2 separate regions of the Homo sapiens genome follow, and region 2 is linked to region 1. A link is an interaction called in ENCODE POLR2A ChIA-PET data of the cell type or tissue named here. Cell type or tissue: MCF 10A. All regions are shown on one strand. Links, peaks and the distances in the headings refer to the core of each region. The heading gives the core; the rest is flanking DNA. Region 1 overlaps LINC00265 (long intergenic non-protein coding RNA 265). Region 2 has its middle 85 kb from the start of LINC01449.

The links. Peaks named below come from ENCODE experiments on the same cell type or tissue, not always from the same donor. Only the 100,000 strongest peaks of a DNase experiment are listed, where the experiment ranks them.
Region 2: POLR2A ChIA-PET joins it to region 1 with 5 read pairs; 1 of 35 experiments calls an interaction of 5 or more read pairs at or near these places.

The regions. Positions count from the first base shown.
Region 1 is chr7:39,747,772-39,757,266 of GRCh38, reverse strand. The region is part of intron 1 of LINC00265 (long intergenic non-protein coding RNA 265); the gene reads right to left. Among named protein-coding and RNA genes, the nearest start is that of LINC00265, 19 kb to the right of the region's middle. RefSeq lists enhancers at 2,447-3,114, 6,721-7,558. In MCF 10A, for the core only: no CTCF peak of the experiment used is centred there; a DNase peak (open chromatin) is centred at 5,579.
Region 2 is chr7:41,181,450-41,190,944 of GRCh38, reverse strand. No RefSeq gene overlaps it. Among named protein-coding and RNA genes, the nearest start is that of LINC01449, 85 kb to the right of the region's middle. In MCF 10A, for the core only: no CTCF peak of the experiment used is centred there; DNase peaks (open chromatin) are centred at 3,424 and 4,924.

The sequences.
Region 1 (9,495 bases), core at 3,687-7,686:
TCTTGCCCATGCTGTATATCAAATGCTCGGGTAAGGTTCTGGATTTGGGGTACTGATTCTTTAATCCCTTTTATTATCATTTCCCTAAGGTCTTGCATATGTAGTGGGCTGCATTGTTATTTTCCCACTGGGGGTCTTTGGTGGGGAATTTTTGATCTGCTGCAGGAACGTTTTGGCCAGGAGGGTGTTCACATTATCAGACCACCATAGCAGCTCTACGGATCATGCTTCTTTCTTCCCCTGAGAAGAGGATGCCTAGGATGAACATTAGCTCAGTCCAAGTATTAACTCAAAAGAATGCAACCTTTGTCTCTCACCTATCTGTGACCTGGAAGCCACATCCTACTTCCAGTTTTCCTCCCTTTGCTTTGAGTTGTCCTGCCTTTCCAGATCGAACCAATGTACTTCTTACATATATTGACTGATGTTTCATGTCTCCCTAAAATGTACAAAACCAAGCTGTGCCCCGACTACCTTGGGCACATGTCATCAGGACTTCCTGAGGCTGTGTCATGGGTGCATCCTCAACCTTGGCAAAATAAACTTTCTAAATTAACTGAGACCTATCTCAGATTTTCTGGGTTTACAACATAATAAAGATTTATGGAAGAGTTTTGGGAACAGTATAAAGAATTGCTATATACCCTTTACTCAAGTTCCCCAGTTATTAAATTTTTAGCCCGTTTGCTTTGTCATTCTTTCTCTTGCCCTCCTACTTTCTATATCTATTATCTGGTGTGTGTGTGTGTGTGTGTGTGTGTGTGTGTGTGTGTGTGTGTGTAATGTAATTGTTCCTGAACCATGGGCAAATAAGTTGCAGATGTGATGACCCTACATGTCTAAATACTTCAGTGTTACCTAAAATAAGAACATTAACCACAATAAAAATTATCAAACTCAAGATATTAACACTGATACAATAATATCAACTAATCTACAGATCTTAAATTTCACCCATTTTCCTGATAATATCTTTTATAGGAAAAGAAAACCACAGATTATTAATTGCATTCTATTATCATTTCTCTTTAGAGACTGCTGGATTCCCCTCCATAAGGTTATAACATTTGGCATTTCCCACCAACAATTAAGTTTTTAATACTCTGGGTTTAATTTGTGTCATGCATTTTTTCCCTGAACCAATGACTGTCATCTGGGGAAAGAGGCTGTGCTGGTGAGCTTAGCCTCACTCACTTTCTACTCCCTAGGAGGCTGTAGATGGATTCAGGTTCACCTGAAGCAAGTGGGCTCAGACAGGGAGGGTGATTCCCCAAAGCAAAATTGGGGTACTATTTCTACAGAATAGAGCTGAGTGAAAACCACCACCACCAATATCCAATAAGCTGGTTCATGGATGCCCAACTTGCATCTATACAACAAAACAACAGATGCCTCTGATACTTGGCTAAAGAGAGACAGTGAAATTGGAACTAGAGCACAGGTAGAGTCCAATCTAATTCTTTCATTTTCATGCAGTAAATATTTTAGTTTCTTTTTTTTTTAATTCATAGCACGACTTTTTTTTTTTCTTTTGAAGCAGGGTCTCACTCTGTTGCCCAGCAGGCTGGAGTGCAGTGGTGAGATCATGGCTCACTGTAGCCTCAACTTCCCCAGGTTCACATGATCCTCCCACCTCAGCCTCCCTAGTAGCTGGGACTACAAGCATGCACCAGCATGCCCAGCTAATTTTTTTGTATTTTTTGTAGAGTTGGGGTTTTGCCATGTTGCTCTGGCTGGTCTTGAACTGCTGGGCTCAAGTGATCCTCCCACCTCGGCCTCCCAAAGTGCTGAAATTATAGGCATGACCCACTGCACTCAGCCATAGCACAACTCTTAAGAGAAAGATTTCAGTCTATCTACTGCCTGTCATTTTTTGGTTTTTAATTTAGTTAATTCTCACAGCAGCTCTAGGTAGCAGGAAACTGTACATTTATCCCACTTCTGAAAAGTCTGTACTAAGGCAGACACTTGAAATAATTCTACTAAATGTGCTCAGCTAAATAAAATAAACTTAAACCCAGGTTTTTGTTCCAAACAATAGGTTTTGTGAAATTGTGATCTTTCTAGAAGAACTTAGATATGATTTTTCCTCTCAGTTTCTCTTTTTAAAAAAATCTTAAGAATTTTCATTGTTAGCATGTTTATTTTTCTGCCTTTTCCAATGAGAGAGTTTCCATCTTTCTCAGAAACTGGAGGGCTCTAGTGGAGAGTGATGATGTGTCATCGTTTCACATTTCCTCTCACGCTCGTTTTTCTCCTGGTTGTAAAGCTTCTAAATGATTGATTGCCATCTTAACAGATTTGAGGCCAGTCAGGGTCTCCTGCTCTCAGCACTGTGTTCTGGGGCAGTTTGTTTAAGCCCAGGAGTATTAATGCTCCCAGATAAGTCTGCACCAGGACAAACTGAGTTCTTATATTAGATCCAAAGTGTATTTGAGAAAGCATTCACTGAACCTAAGTGCTCAGTGTACTTTGAAGCACACGTTTGTTTCCCTTAGTCATTAAGCCTCAAAAAGTCCTACCATTCCTTGAGGCAGGAATGCACTCTTTTTAAATTTTCTATTCAGCAGAATGAGAAATGTCTAAAAATAGAAATCCCACTTAATGATTTAAGTCTGTCTCCATCCTTACTCAACAACTAGGCAAATATTAAACAAAAAGAGCCCCAGTGCTGGCCTGCCGGCAGCTTTCCCTTCTGTGAGTTGAAACTGGGAAAGCGCAGGGAGGTATTGAAGTACAAGGGGAGGTGGAATGAGCATTGGTGGTGGAGGCAGTGAGAGGTGACAGCATGCTGGCAGCCCTCGCTCGCTCTCGGTGCCTCCTCCGCCTCGGGGCCCATTCTGGCGTGCTTGAGAAGCCCTTCAGCCCCCTGCTGCACCGTGGGAGCACTTCTCTGGGCTGGCCAAGGCCGGAGCCGACTCCCTCGGCTTGCGGAGATGTGTGGAAGGAGAGGCACGGGTAGGAACCGGGGCTGCGCCCGGGGCTTGCAGGCCAGCTAGAGTTCCAGGTGGGCGTGGGCTTGGCGGGCCCCGCACTCGGAGCGGCGGGCCGGCCCTGCCGGCCCAGGCAGTGAGGGGCTTAGCAGCCAGGCCAGCAGCTGTGGAGGGTGCGCCGGGTGCCCCAGCAGTGCTGGCCCACCGGCGCTGCACTTGATTTCTCGCTGGGCCTTAGCTGCCTCCCCGCGGGACCTGCAGCCTGCCATGTCTGAGTCTCCCCCAACACCGCCGTGGGCTCCTGGGCAGCCTGAGCCTCCCTGATGAGCACTGCCCCCTGCTCCATGGCGTCCGGTCCCATCGACCACCCAAGGGCTAAGGAGTGCGGGCACACGGCCCGGGACTGGCTGGCAGCTCCACCTGCGGCCCAGGTGCGAGATCCACTGGGTGAGGCCAGTTGGGCTCTTGAGTCTAGTGGGGACTTGGAGAACCTTTGTGTCTAGTTAAGGGATTGTGAGTGCATCAATCAGCACTCTGTGTCTAGTTCAAGGTTTGTGAACACACCAATCAGCACCCTGTGTTTAGTTCCGGGTTTGTGGATGCACCAATGGGCACTCTATCTAGCTAACCTGGTGGGGACTTGGAGAATTTTTATGTCTAGCTAAGGGATTGTGAATGCACCAATTGGCACTCTGTATCTAGCTCAAGGTTTGTAAATGTACCAATCAGCACTCTGTGTCTAGCTCAGGGTTTGTAAATACACCAATTGACACTCTATCTAGTTAATCTAGTGGGGACATGGAGAACTTTTGTGTCTAGCTCAGGGATTGTAAACGCACCAATCAGCACCCTGTCAAAACAGACAAATCAGCTTTCTGTAAAACAGACCAATCGGCTCTCTGTAAAATGGACCAATCAGCAGCATGTGGGTGGGGCCAGATAAGAGAATAAAAGCAGGCTGCTGGAGCCAGTGATGGCAACCCGCTTGGGTCCTCTTTTACGCTGTGGAAGCTTTGTTTTTTCGCTCTTTGCAATAAATCTTGCTGCTGCTCACTCTTTGGGTCCATACTGCCTTTGTGAGCTATAACACTCACTGCGAAGGTCTGCAGCTTCACTCGAGACCACGAACCCACCAGAAGGAAGAAACTCCAAACACATCCAAACATCAGAAGGAACAAACTCCAGACATGCCGCCTTTAAGAACTGTAATACTCACTGCCAGGGACCGTGGCTTCATTCTTGAAGTCAGTGAGACCAAGAACCCACCAATTCCGGACACCAAGGACCCCTTGGCTGTAACCTCAGCCAAGCCACTTACACTTTGTGGGGCTTAGACCATGATATCCAAGAAAAATACTTCAGAATTTATTTATTTATTATTATTATTTTTTGAGACAGAGTCTTACTCTGTTGCCCAGGCTGGAGTGCAGTGGTGCAATCTCAGCTCAGCGCAACCTCTACCTCCCGGGTTTAAGTGATTCTCCTGTCTCAGCCTCCCGAGTAGCTGGGATTACAGGCACACGCCACCACACCCGGCTAGTTCTTGTACTTTTAGTAGAGATGGGGTTTTGCCATGTTCGCCAAGCTGGTCTGCAATTCCTGACCTCAGTTGATCTGCCCACCTCAGCCTCCCCAAATGCTAGGATTACAGGCGTGAGCCACTGCAAATACTTCAGGATTTAATACAAAAGTCATAATTCTCCCCATATTGACAATCCCAAAAGGAAGAGTCTTCCTGAGAGAACTACCATAACTTAGTAAAATTATAATTTAGATTCTTCCAGATAGTAGTCATTTGTATAAATTTCCTTAATATGATAATAGAGCCAATCCCTCAGATACATTCTTCTGTTTTGTCTGCCTGCAGGAGAAAAGAAGGCATGTTCCTAGTAAAGGTGCTCTGTTCACTGAGCACAAGGTAAACTCAAGCCCATTTCTTTAAAGATCTTGTGCAAACTATGAGAGACAAGTCTTTATAAAAGAAAAGGGGGGAGAGGAAGATGAATTATTCCTTTAAAAACAACTCATCTGACTTTGAAATGGGAGGGTATGAGAAAGTCATTAGAGGCTTTTGAGTGATGCTGGCTACTTTTCCAGAAAACTCCTTGCCCCAAAGTAAATAGCAATTATGTGTTGGAACACATATTTTGCCTACATTCTATATATATATAATTGGATTAAAATGTAGAAGAATTTTGAAATAAAACAGAATGGGACAAAATAGTCCCTAAGCTCTCTTAAAAAACAAACAGTCAAAATCAATTTTCTGCATTCCAATTGGCAACTCTGGATGCTGTCATTGAAAAACAGAAGAAAAAAAAAATTTTTTTTTTTGAGATAGAGTCTTGCTCTGTTGCCCTGGTTGGAGTGCAATGGCGCAATCTTGGCTTACTGCAACCTCCTCCTCCCAGGTTCAAGCAGTTCTCCCCCTCTGCCTCCTGAGTAGCTGGGATTATAGGCGCCCACCACCACGCCCAGCTAATTTTTGTATTTTTAGTAGAGATGGGGTTTCACCATGTTGGTCAGGCTGGTCTTGAACTGCTGACCTCAAGTGATCCACCCGCCTCAGCCTCCCAAAGTGCTGGGATTACAGGCATGAGTCACCTTGCCTGGCAGAAGAATGATTTTTGATTTATGGCCTCCAAGTCTGAATGCTTGGCCTCCAGGTCTTTTAATTAAGAAATATTTCACAATGTATATCCATCATTTTGTAAAAGGCAAACAATAAGTCTAATGATCTCTGTTAACGTAACTTAGTCTAGATAATACACTCAATCAGCTCCTTGTCCCTCCCAAAATCAAAGTAAAATAATCTAACCACCAGGGAAGGTCTTAGAGATACTCTTGTTAGAGAATATTCATTCATTCATTTGAATGTTTATTGAGAGCCTGTGAGCATGTGGAAATGAGCCAAAACACTGGCTAGGTGCGGTTGCTCACACCTGTAATCCCAGCAATTTGGGAGGCTGAGGAGGTCGGATGGATCCCTTGAGCTCAGGAGTTTGAGAGCAGCCTGGGCAACATAGCAAAAACCCGTCTCTACCAAAAATACAAAATTAGCTGGCCATGGTGATGCACACCTGTAGTCCTAGCTACTCAGGAGGCTGAGGTCGGAGGATTACCGGAGCCCAGGAGGTGAAGGCTAGAGTGAGCTGTGATCGCACTATTGTACTCCAGCCTGGGTGACAGAGTGAGACCCTGTTTCAAAAAATAAATAAATAAAAATATTTTTTAAAAGGAGTGTTTTCTCTAGGTTCTCATTAAAATTAAAAAAGAAAAGGAGATGAGCCAAAAGAAAGGTCCTGATCTCATGAAGCTGGCTCTTATGAGGAGAGACTCATAATAAACAAATACCTCTATAACGTCAGCTTAGGATAAGTGCCACAAAGAAAAATAGCTCAACATAACATAACAGTGCAAAGAGCAGCTAGGGAGAACATGTTCTGTTTAAGTAGGAAGATCAGGGAAGACCTCTCCCCACCAGGGTGACATTTGATCAAAGACCTGAACGAAGTGAGGGAGTGAAACGTGAGGTCACCTAGAGTAGGGGTTGGCAAACTTCTTCTGTAAGAAGCCAGACAATAAATATTTTGGCTTTGTGGGCCATACAATCTCTGTTGCAGCTACTCAACTCCGTCCTTGTAGCAGGAAACCAGCCATGGATAACATAAATAAGTGTGGCTGTGTTCCAATGATCTCTTATTTTATGAATGGTAGAATTTGAATTTCATGTAATTTTCATGTATCACAAAATATTATTTTTCTTTTTTTCCCAATCATTAAAAATTGTAAAAAATATTGTTAGCTCAGAAGCTGTACAAAATAGCCTGTGGGTTGCATTTGACCCATGGACCATAGTTTGCTGATTCTTGATCTTAAGCAAACACATTCCAGGAGAAGCAGCAATTCCAGCCTGGATGGGGAACATGCATGACTTGATGACAGAAAACAAAAGAAAGGTCCATCCCGAAACATCAGTTAGTAGTCATTATGGAAGACAGCCCACTACACTCATTCCAAATGATTTTTACCTAACTTCCCAACTTCTAACTTTCTAGCTAACAACTTGTTGTATATTGAGCACCCGTTGAAAGACAGACACCATGTTCCAGAGAGATGGGCGGATTGGGAGAAACATCTTAGAGGAAGTAGGTATTGAACTGGTTTGGCTTTGAAAAAAATGAACAAGATACCAACAGGTGAGTCTGTTGGAGAAAGACTATTCTAGTTAGAGGAATAACCTGAATAAAGGCATGAAAGTGGGAGAGTTCCATGGTGCAGGCTAGAGATTCTTGTAATCCCCATCAAGTATTGGGTGTATGTTGCATATCCTAACACTTTGAAAAGCAAGCCCTAAACAATGGTACTCAAACCCTTGCCTGCATCAGAATAGCCTGGAGGACTTGTTAAGCCGACTTGTTTGTTAAGCCAACTTTCTAGACCATTCCCCCAGGGTTTCTGATTCAGTAGATCTGGGGGAACACCAGAGATCTGGGGGAAAACCAGAGAATTTGCATTCCTAATAAGTTCCCAGGTGGTTCGGATGCTGCAGACCCTGGAAGCACACTTTAAAGAGCCACTGCCCCACAGGGTTGGCTGCTACAGAGGAAGAGTGGGCTCTAGCAAGCTTATATTGCCTACTTTCAAAGTGAGGGTGATACCTCAGAAGTTTGCCTGAGATCAGCTATAAAACATAATAGTGCCAGGTCCATCCTAGGCTTGCTTGTGCATGAATTCTCTTCCTGTCCTGTAGTCTTTCCTGCAACTTCTAAGCCTTTCCCAGAAGGACTTAAAATTTGTAAATGCATTTCATGTGGTGCTTCTGCTTCTAGATTATTTTAAAAAGTCATAGTGACATGTTTGCCATCAATAACAAAAAAAGCAATAATACGGAGTGGTGTACATCACACCAAGCATTCAGAGAATCCTATGATGTCATCAAAGGGACAAAATAATTGGAGACATTTTGAAAATGACTCATACAGTGAGTTTGTGTATCCTCCTCATAAGTTAAAGGCCAAGATTAAACTCAAGCTCTCCAGCAGCTAAACATATCATAATAAAACTTCCCATTTGCAGGTACTACTGATTTTTTTTCTTATTCATTCTTTTAGAGTGACAGAGCAGCACATATTTCTTTAAAATCCTTGACTTGCATCAAATTTCCAGTGATTGAAAGGCAAGCAGTAGAAAGACCAATATGCCCCGAAAGAAATAGGTTTTGGCAAGCTGGGCATGGTGGCTCATGCTTGTAATCCCAGCACTTTGGGAGGCGGGAGAATCACTTGAGCACAGGAGTTCGAGACCAGCCTGGGTAACATAGCAAGACCTCATCTCTACATATATTAAAAGGAAAAAGAAGGGGGAAAAATAGGTTCTGGCCAGGTGTGGTGGCTCATGCCTGTAATCCCAGCACTTTGGGAGTCTGAGTGGGAGGATCACTTGAGCCCAGGAGTTTGAGACCAGCCTGGGCAATATAGCAAGACCCCATCTCTCTATATAAAAAATAATTAATTAAAAAATAACAAAATTAAAGCAAAAAAGAGATAAGTTTTTAAAACTCATCTGGCCTGGAAACCACCAGGCCAGATGTGGTGGCACCCACATCTGTAGTCCCAGCCACTCAGGAGGCTGAGATAGGAGGATCACTTGAGTCCAGGAGTTCAAGGCTGCAGTGAGCTATGATGGTGCCTGTGAATAGCCAATGCACTCCAGCCTGGGCAACATAGTGAGACTCTGGTTCTTGAAAAAATAAATTAATTAATATTAAATCCAACTAAATATATGGAGCAAAAAATCAAAGTTTGAATTCAGATCAGTTTGATGGTTTGCTGAGCTTGTTGCTGACTAGTCTCTTCTAAGGGATAAGGCCCTGTCTACAGACTAAGGTTGGTACCACACGACCCTGTTCTCCATAGCTATGGCTTATTGGGCACTTGATCCAAGGGTGGCCTATATCAGACTGGCCAGCAATCTATGATGTGGCATGTCTTAGAAACCTGAGCTGGGCCAATCAGATTCCTCATTGAGGAACTGATAGTTAGGAAATAGAGGGAGACTGGGCTAATTCACCATTAGAGCTAGCAAAAGTCTCCTGTGGGCCATGTGCAACTCATGAGTATGAAGAGGCTTAGCCATAAAGGGAGGAGGACAGAATGGACAGATTCACAAGAAAGCAGCAGAGAGGCTGTGAGCAAGAGAGCCTGTGACCACTGGGGGAAAGGAACAGACTGGTTCTGGATGATTCTGTAGTTCCAGTGCACATGTGTCCTTAAAGTCAGCTCCCTTTTCCTTGAAATATAACTAACTCATGTGGGTTTCTTTCCTCAACCAAAGAGACTTAATGCAAACCAGCAGCTCTTTTTCAATTAGAAAAATTGACTATTAACTATCATTGTTTCTAATTAGAAAAGCAAGCAAAAACTACGTTATTTTAATACATTCCAGCTTATATACAGAAAAAAATATAGTTTAGTAGCAAGTGTGGATCTGGGTTTTGTGGGGCCTGAAGTTTATACAGATTACAGATACAGATCTTTTAGAAAAGAATGCCAAATTATAG
Region 2 (9,495 bases), core at 3,019-7,018, 1.4 Mb before region 1:
TGTGCTCTAGCATCAGTGTAAGTATGGTCCCTTCGAGCCAAGAGGCAGAGAGCTCAGGAGCTGCTGAGAAGTCACAGTCACAAGGGAAGGAGACAGGAAAGGGAAGTCACATCAGGAAGGCTGAAGCCATAGCAAAGCCAGAGAGCTGGATCCCACTTCAGGGCCTACCATAGTGAAGCACTGGCTCTTCCTTCCTCTTTTCTTGGAAGCAGGGCCAGCTACATGATTGCAGGACTCAAGGCAAAATGAAAATGCAGGACTCTTGCTCAAAAAAAGAAAAAACAAAAACAAAAACAGAAAATATGCCATTAAAGATACTAAATATGAAGCCTTTTCCTTTTTTCCATGATCTCTCTTGACTTGCCATGTTGTTATTTATTTGCTATTTAATGTAGTTCTAAAGTAAAGAAAAATTAAAAGTTTTAATTATGAGCATGAATTGTACCATTGTTCAGTGCAAGTTTTAGAGGCAAATATAAGAACATGTAACTCTTCTGCCGAATCACCAAAATTACACAATTCATAAATTCACGTTCTGTACCTTGTATGCGCATATGTATTTCATTCTCACCAGAACAGTGTGAACGCCACACAACACTAACTCAACTCTTTTTTATTTCTTTATATTTGCACATTTTACCGATGCTTTCTACATTTGGCTTGTTGATGTGCTTTCTAAAAACAGAAAGAAAAAAGATCTGTAGGTTTCCCTATTTTTCCCTTTCCTTCAATGTCATCGTTTTCCATGTAATTGGTTGGTTATTACAAGGAAGTGACAGGAGTGAGAAAGGATACTTTAAGATCCCTTGGTTGTTTGTGTTTCTTAGAATGCTGTTGCCTTCTTTCTTGTTTGAACAGGAAGCATGACCACTTAGTCATAAACATGACACATTTCCCTTGTACTCGCCATGAGCCTCACTGAACTCCCACACATTGTGGGTCCACTGGAATTCTGTGTTCATGGGGCAACCAAATGCTCTAGGCAAATGGGGTGATATGGAACTTGCCTGCATGCTCCATTGTCCCCTTGGACTTTGCTTCCAAGACAGCTCAAGGTTGACAACAGGGCAGGGTGAGAAGGGCATGCAAAAGATGGTGGTGTGGGGTGGGCAGGGAAAGAAGGCCCAAGACTAAGCCAGTTGTTTGAAATTCTCTATATTCTTTCTTCATTTTGTCCATTTTTTTCTGTTTTTTTCATTTTTCAATGGAGATGGAAAGCACCCAGTTCTGCTTTCCCCCAGAATCACCCTGTTTGTAAGCAGCCTGGAATGGTCACTAGAAGCTGCTACCTTTTGCCTGTTTTCTAGCTAAGATCAGTAAGGAGAGGTGGTCTCAAGGCTGATAGAGATGGCCACTGAGGGAGCTGGCTGCTACCTGTGGTCTTATACACAAGACTTTTGCCCTCCATAGAACCACACATCTTCACTTAATGTTTTAAACTTTTTTTTTCAGGTCACATGAATTTAGGCATTAAATAAATTATTAGACTAGCAAACATCAGAACCTTTTTTTTTCTAAGAACGACAATAGAAAAGGCTCTTGTAGTTAACACTCTTAAATACAGAGGTATTTTAAATTAAAGATTTTTTTTAAAAAAGAACAGCCTTGTCTTATAAATAATAATGATTGATAATTATTCCTCAACGAAACTAAAGAAATGGTGTGTCTTCTATGCATAAAAAAACTAGTCTACTTGCACAAATATCATTAGACAAGAAATAATTTTATTATTTAAACATTATATTAAGAAAATCTTTTTAAAAAATTTTCACTATACGTTACATCACATAAAAATGTAAGGTAGCATGTGTGAACTGTTTAAAGAGCTTGTTAAAGATTCTTATAATAAGAAAGGCTGGGAAAAGTAGAGTCATATCTTATCAAAACAATCTAAGAATCTTAAGAATGCTGCTTTTCTAGTAATACATAAATATACACGAACATGAGCAAGAATCCAAGTAAAGAAACAGTTCTTATTCATAGGATTGACAGTTTTATTATTACACCAGCCTGAAATAACATATAATGGTGTGTGAGTGTGCACTGGAGTTTCTAAAAGCAGCTTTTCAGATAGGCTTAATGTGAGAAGGGTTCAACTTTCTTCTTTGAATTCTGGAGGATGGGGTCTCCTGGGGATAAAGGGGAAAAGGGGAGATAAACTTTTAATGCAATCTCTATTCTTGCCACGATTTATTTTATTTATTTGTTCAGCAATATTTATTGTGCAGTCACCACATGCCAGGCTCTGTAGATACAATGGGGACCTTGACAAATACACTCTTTGCCTTTCGGAAGCTCAGAGCACAGTCAAGAAACAGAGTATTAGCAGAGAACATTACTGGGAAACAAGGGATTTTGCAACTCTTGGTAGGGGAACCTAACACGACCACAGTGGGGAGCAGAAAAGAGCTTTAAAACTAAGAGCCCAGGGGTGTGTAAGGCATAGCCAGGTCAAGAATGGAGGAATGAAGAATGCTGAATCAGAGGGAATCCTGAGAAATTCCTTCTGGAACCTGGCTTCCTTAACTCTTATTAACCACGTGCTAAGACTCCTTTTATATGGTTGTGGGATGATTGGCTGCAATAGCACAAATTTATGGAACTAAAAAAACAAGTGTTTGGTGTAATACTGTAAGTGTTGGTTTGAATTTTGGATGCGTATGATTAATGAATGAGGCTGAATGAGACATGTAAGCCAGCTGGGCACACCTTGGTGGGGACCAATAGGAATGACAGCTACGCCTGATGGGGGCAGGAAGGGAAGCGCAGAGTTTCTTCTTTCGGCCACGCCTTCTGACTCCAGTGAATGCCTCCTTAAGGGGTGAGGAAGCTGTCAAGAAAATAAGCATATTGGCTGGCTCGGTGGCTCAAGCCTGTAATCCCAGCACTTTGGGAGGCCGAGGTGGGCGGATCACGAGGTCAGGAGATCGAGACCACCCTGGCTAACACAGCGAAACCCCGTCTCTACTAAAAATACAAAAAAATAGCCGGGCGTGGTGGCGGGCGCCTGTAGTCCCAGCTACTCAGGAGGCTGAGGCAGGAGAATGGCGTCAACCCGGGAGGCGGAGCTTGCAGTGAACTGAGATCAGACCACTGCACTCCAGCCTGGGCGACAGAGCGAGACTCTGTCTCATTAAAAAAAAAAAAAGAAAGAAAGAAAAAGAAAGTATTCATATTTATTTGGGTTAAGCCTAAACGTGTGTTTCTTGGTATTTCTTGGCGTTACAGCTAAAATAACCTAAAACACATCTGTATTGAGGTCTGTGACCCAAGTGCCAATCTGTAGCTGTCACAATAGTGTGTTCCAGGTAGGGGTAATAGCATGTGGAAAGGCCCAGAGGCGAAGGGGAGCCAACATCTTCAAGTGACAGGAAATACTTAAATAAGGGTGGGGCCCAGTGTAAGGGAGGAAGGTGAAGGGTGAGTCAGAGAGGAAAGCCAGCAAGATTTTGAGTATGGTGAGATTTTTCAACGCCGGACACGGAAAACCAGTTCATAGTTTAGACAGGGAAATGACTTGATCAGAGTTGCATTTTCAAAAGAATACTTTGGCTGCATTATGGAGGATGGACTTGAGTGAGGACAGCCTGGGAGGAAGAAGAGTTATCAAGGACAGAGATGAGAGTGGCCTAGAGTTGGAGACTGGCAGTAGGCATGGGGAGACTGTGGGATGATGAACTTAGGTGATTTACTGCGTGTGTGTGTGTGTGTGTGTATGTGTGTGTGTGTTGAAATAAAACGAAGCAAGGTTGACTCCCATATTTTCTGTTGTGAGGAGTAGGTGAATGGCTAGCATAGTCACAAAGACAAGGAATAACAAAAGAGGAGTTCATGCGTGCAGGGTTATTCCAAAGATGGCCACAACCTGGTATGTCCACTAATGTTGAAATGGAACCGAGTGTTGCCAGAATAATGATCATAGCTGTTTGAGGGGAGTGAAAATAAAACCATTTGTTAAAGAGAATAACACTGAGATAATTTTATAGCAAGAAGTGACTTTGACCCTGACTTTAGTCCTTTGCTTGTTAGCATCCATTTCCAATCCCTCTCACTACAATCATTTCCTTCTTTTCTGAGCTATAGGTGTGAGTCAAACCACTCTGAAACATAGCAGCACCTTTGAAAGAAGATGGCTGCTTCTTCCTCCGTCATAAAGCAGAGTGAACCACATGACAACTGTCTGTTCAAACAGATCTAAGAAAATAAATAAGGCTCAACCAAAAGTCACTGTAACCCATTTTATTAGTATTCTTTCTTTTTCCATACCCAACTTAAGCCTCATGTCCTGAGAAAGGATGACTTGTGCATACACCCTCTCTATCAAAAAGTATTTTTAAAGCCACTAGCAAGAAAGTGTTGTCATAACACCACTGCTAATAATAATGACAATAATTTTATCTGTCTTTATATACTGTCTATTATGTGTCAGTTATTTCATAAACGTTATTTCTGGTCCTCACATAAACCCTACAGGTTTAGCATCTCCATTTGCCAGATGTGTGAATGAGATCAAAGCTAACTGGGTCACAAAGGGAACACAGACCTTCACTTTGGTCCCCTTATCAGGGTCTAACCAATTGGCCTTTGCTTATACGACAGTAAGAGTGTGTTTTGGAATAAAATCATTTGCAGTAAATAGATGTGGGCAGTACTTTGGGTTCTGTCTTAATCTTTCCTTCTAGCCTAGGAGTTTCTATATAAAAGGCTCATTATTGTTTGGCTATAGATATATATCAATTTGTTTTTTGCACTGATGCATATGTATAATGACCTAGCAATACAAATAACCACACGGTAAATATTCATGCTATTCTGTTGATGAATTGGATTCCATTGTGTGGCTATGTCACAATTTCCTGGTCAGTGGGCAGCTTTCTTGCATGCTGTGATTTATAACCTAGGTCTTTTCATGTTGTAACATCACCAGGGCCTGATATCTATCATCCGGTCGGCAAACACTTCATAATCACCATGGCCCTGGCAATACTCATGTGGCCTCATGTAGATGCAAGATTTTTAAAAGGTAGCTGGTTGGACAGCTGTTTCCCAGTAATAACTCTATCCTATGGAAAGAGGAGGTTGGCAGTAGTTGGACACTTAGATGTCACCATCGTGGATGTTTAATCCATCAGTCTTTTCCTTTATGGTTTTCAACTTTACGGTTTTGTTAAAGAATTCTCTCCTCAGGGATTAAAGAAACATTCACCAATATTTTTTGGCCATTTTGATATTATTTTTCTAAACCAGGTAGTCAAACTTTAACATCATTAACATAAATAATATATTTGTCCGAAGTAATTTGAAAGGACACTCGAATCAAATACTGAAATAATACCGACACACACACACACACACACACACACACACACACATACTTTTTCTGAACTTTATTGTATACTATGATTCTTTTGTACTGGGCCCATATCAACACTAGAATATTTTAATTATAAACGTTCTGCCATTTAAAAAAATTATTCTGTGCTCTCCCTCCAAAATCAGTCTTAATTTTTTTCGAAATATTTCCCGGCTACAGTCTCACTTATTCTTATACATAAATATCTCTCTAAATCTCTTCCTCAACTCTAAAATAATCAATGTTTGAGTTTAGCTAATATAGATAGATAGATAGATGGATAGAGGTAGATAGATAGATAGATAGATAGATAGATAGATAGATAGATAGATACATGCATACATACATACATACATACATACATACATACATACATAGGGACAGATAGATAAACAGGCTGATAGATTTGAGGGAGAACTGATATTTTTCACTGTTAATTTTCCCATTTAGGAGCACTGTGTTCGTTTACTCAGATTTTCTTTTGTGTCACTCAGTTTTATGTTCCCAATGTTGGGAACTTGGTGAACATTAAGTATTTACTGAAAAGAGGACATTACCATATTGTGTATACTTCTCATTATATTCCTAGATATTTTGTTTTATACTTTGATTGCCTAATAAAAATATCTTTTTTTTGTATTACAGTTTTCAACTGGCTATTCCTGGTGTATAAGAAAGCTAATTACTAATTTTGGAGCATTTGGCTTGTAATCACTTAGCAGAAATGCATTACTTTGTAAAGTCATGACTGAGGCTGCGTTTCTGTTACTTTCATGCGTGCATGAGAGTTTCAGGTGCCGAATTCTAGGTTCAGAATATTTCTTTTCACAGAAAACTGCAAGCATGACTCCTACTATCTAAGGGCATTTATTGTAGCTGAGATGTCTAATTCTAACCTCACATTTTCCTCCTTTTGTTGAGTAGCTTTTTTCCTTGTTGTATACTTACAGACTTTTTTACACTATCATAAATTAAAATGCTTCACCCAAATGTGTTTATGTCCAATCCCCTTCATTGTTTTTCTTCTGGTATATCCCCAAAATCAAGTTTTCAACTAAGAAAATTTGTATCAATGATTTAATAATTTTTGCTTCTTTTTCAAGTGCCCTGTGAATAATATGAATTTCTATTACAAATATGTTTTTCTCCCGGGTATTTTCTCCTGTCTCTTATATTTTCTAGGCCATACTTATACTTTTCCTCTAAGTTACAGAAAATTTTTGATGGCTGGACTTGCATTTAATTAATTTATTTTCCTGAAGTATCAATTCTACTCTTCACTGCCTCATGGCATTTTAATTTGGGGAATTAAAAAATCTAAAAGCAAGTTTTATTTTATTTAATTGATATAGTTAGCCATCAATTAAGAAAATGATTTGGTATATATTTTAGAACCATTTTCCTGTTACTATTTCAGTAAGTTTATTTGCTGAGAGGTTATTTACTCTAAATTCCTTAGATTGGTGCCTGTGAGCGGAACTAATAAATGTTTTCATAACAATGATGTTTTTGTCCTTGAAGTTTACTCATCCTTAACAGGCCAATGCTTGCGTAGTTCTGTCAGTTAAAATAAGTTGTACTAGAAACTGGCTCTGTGTAGTCCCAAATAAAAGCAGAGGGGGGTTACTTTTAATAGTTCTAGTTTATTCTCAATTCATTTTCCATTTGTGGTTAGTATTGAGAGAACCATAACCAGAAGGGGCCACTGCCACTGTTACGCTAGGAGCCCGGAAGTAAGTGGGCACCACCCACCTTGCTAATCAGTGTGACGGCCTCAATGAACAGTTCATGTAGCAAGTTCCTACTTCACTCAACGGACCTTCCTCATCAAATGAAAAGCAGAGCTGGCCAGGTGTGGGGACTCACACCTGTAATCCCAGCACTTTGAGAGACTAAGGTGGGAGGATCACTCAAAGTCAGGAGTTTAAGAGCAGCCTGGGCAACATAGTAAGACTCTGTCTGAAAACACAAAATGAATAGCTGGGTGTGGTGGTGCATATCTGTGGTCCCAGTTATGCTGGAGGCTGAGGCAGGAAGATCACTTGAGCTCAGGAGGTTGCGGCTACAGTGAGCGAGACTCGAAGGAAGACAGAAAGAAGGAAGGAAGGAAGGAAGGAAGGAAGGAAGGAAGGAAGGAGAAGGGGAAAGGAGGAAGGAAGGGAGGGAGGAAGGAAGGGAGGGAGGGAGGGAGGGAGAGAGAGAGAGAAAGAAAGAAAGAAAGGAAGAAAGAAAGAAAGAAAGAAAGAAAGAAAGAAAGAAAGGAAGGAAGGAAGGAAGGAAGGAAGGAGGGGAGAGGAGGAAGGAAGGAAGGAGAGAGAAAGAAAGAAAGAAATGAGGGGAGGGGAGGAAGGAAGGAAGGGGAAAGAAAAGAAAGAAAGAAAAAGAAAGAAAGAGAGAGAAAGAAAGAGAAAGGGAGGGGAGGGGAGGAAAGGGGGAGGGGAGGGGAGGAAGGGGGAGGGGAGGAAGGGGGAGGGGAGGAAGGGGGAGGGGAGGGGAGGGAGGAAGGAAGAAAGAAAGAAAGAGAGAAAGAAAAGAGAGAGGGAGGGAGAGGAGGGGATGGGAGGAGGGAGGGAGGAGAGGAACGAAGGAAGGAAGGAGAAAGAAAGAGAGAAAAGAAGGAAGGAAGGAAGGAAAAGAGCGAGCTTGCCACTACTCAAAGTTCTGGCTAAAGGAAAGATTACCCTAAATTTTTATAAGCACATTGTTTGCAGTAGCTCAAAGCTAGCTAGCTCCCTTCCTCTAATTATAAACAACTGCTTTCAGATAGAGCTCACTGTCCTTGTTTAGTTAGGACACCATCTGGACAAAGTTTAGGGCAGGATGAGGTTCGGGGCCCAGGGTTCTAAGTACTACAATCATAAAGTGAGAAGTTCCCTTTCTGGGCTCTCCTAGCCTACAATTACCTCCAGATCCTGCCCTTTTCTTATCCTAGGAGTATCTGTGGACTTCTGTCCTTTTAGGTCCAACATAGACTTCTTTCACAAAAAAAAAAAAAAAAAAAAAAAAGAGAATATCAGGCTGGTTGATTTTCACTTAAATTAGGTCTCACCTGGGTTCCACATTCCTGAATTGCCTCCAAATTTCTCTTCAGTAAATAGTGAGTATACTTCCTGTGTGCTTTTGTGTGCTCATTCAGATCTTTCTTTATTTTTCTTCTATTTCTTTCTTAATTTCAAGGGAGACATTAAAGAACAGAATATTAAATGTCTGGCATCAAATTATTATTTTGAACCGGAAGTCTACATTTATGTCTTAGTTTTAATATTCTAGTTTTATTATCTTTAAATAGAAGAATTTTATACTGTGAATCTAAAGAAAAAAAGAAAGAAAAGAAGGAAGGAAGGGAAGGAGGAAAAAGTACTCAGACAACAAAGTTATCAAAACACCAAAGTGACTGGCAAATTTACAATGATAAACTTCTTCTAACTGAGAGTAGTTTGATAGCCATAAAACATAGGTGATATTAAATTTTTTTTTTTGAGATGGAGTCTTGCTCTGTTGCCCAGGCTGGAGTGCAATGGCGGGATCTCAGCTCACTGCAACTTCGCTCCCTGGGTTCAAGCGATTCTCCTGCCTCAGCCTCCTAAGTAGCTGGGACTACAGGCACCTGTCACCATGCCCAGCTAATTTTTTGTATTTTTAGTAGAGATGGGATTTTGCCGTGTTGGCCTGGTTGGTTTCAAACTCCTGACCTCAGGCAATCTGCCTGCTTCGGCCTCCCAAAGTACTGGGATTACATGAGTGAGCCACCATGCCTGGCCGATACTAAAACATTTTGAAGGGACAGTTACAGTAAAAAGAAATGTACTATTGCATGTCTAATTTCACCATTTAAGATGAAATCTTAAATCCACCAAATTCACCCTCTGGGTTTACAATACACCAAAGTCAGCCCTGAACTTGGAGTAACCTTATGTGGAAACCTTTCTGGAAAACACTGGAGTAGCTTTCATCTAAGAGTTCTCATGGCATGACATCTTGTGAAGGTGTTGCAGACCAAGTCAGTCCCTCCGGCTTTCCCATGGAATCTTGTAGATTACAAAACAGCTTTACAAATGGATGCAGAGATACTGAGCATGCTCACTCAGCTCTCTGTGGCCTGTTGGCACAGGAGCTCTTGGAAGACAGATTGGAGTCCTGCA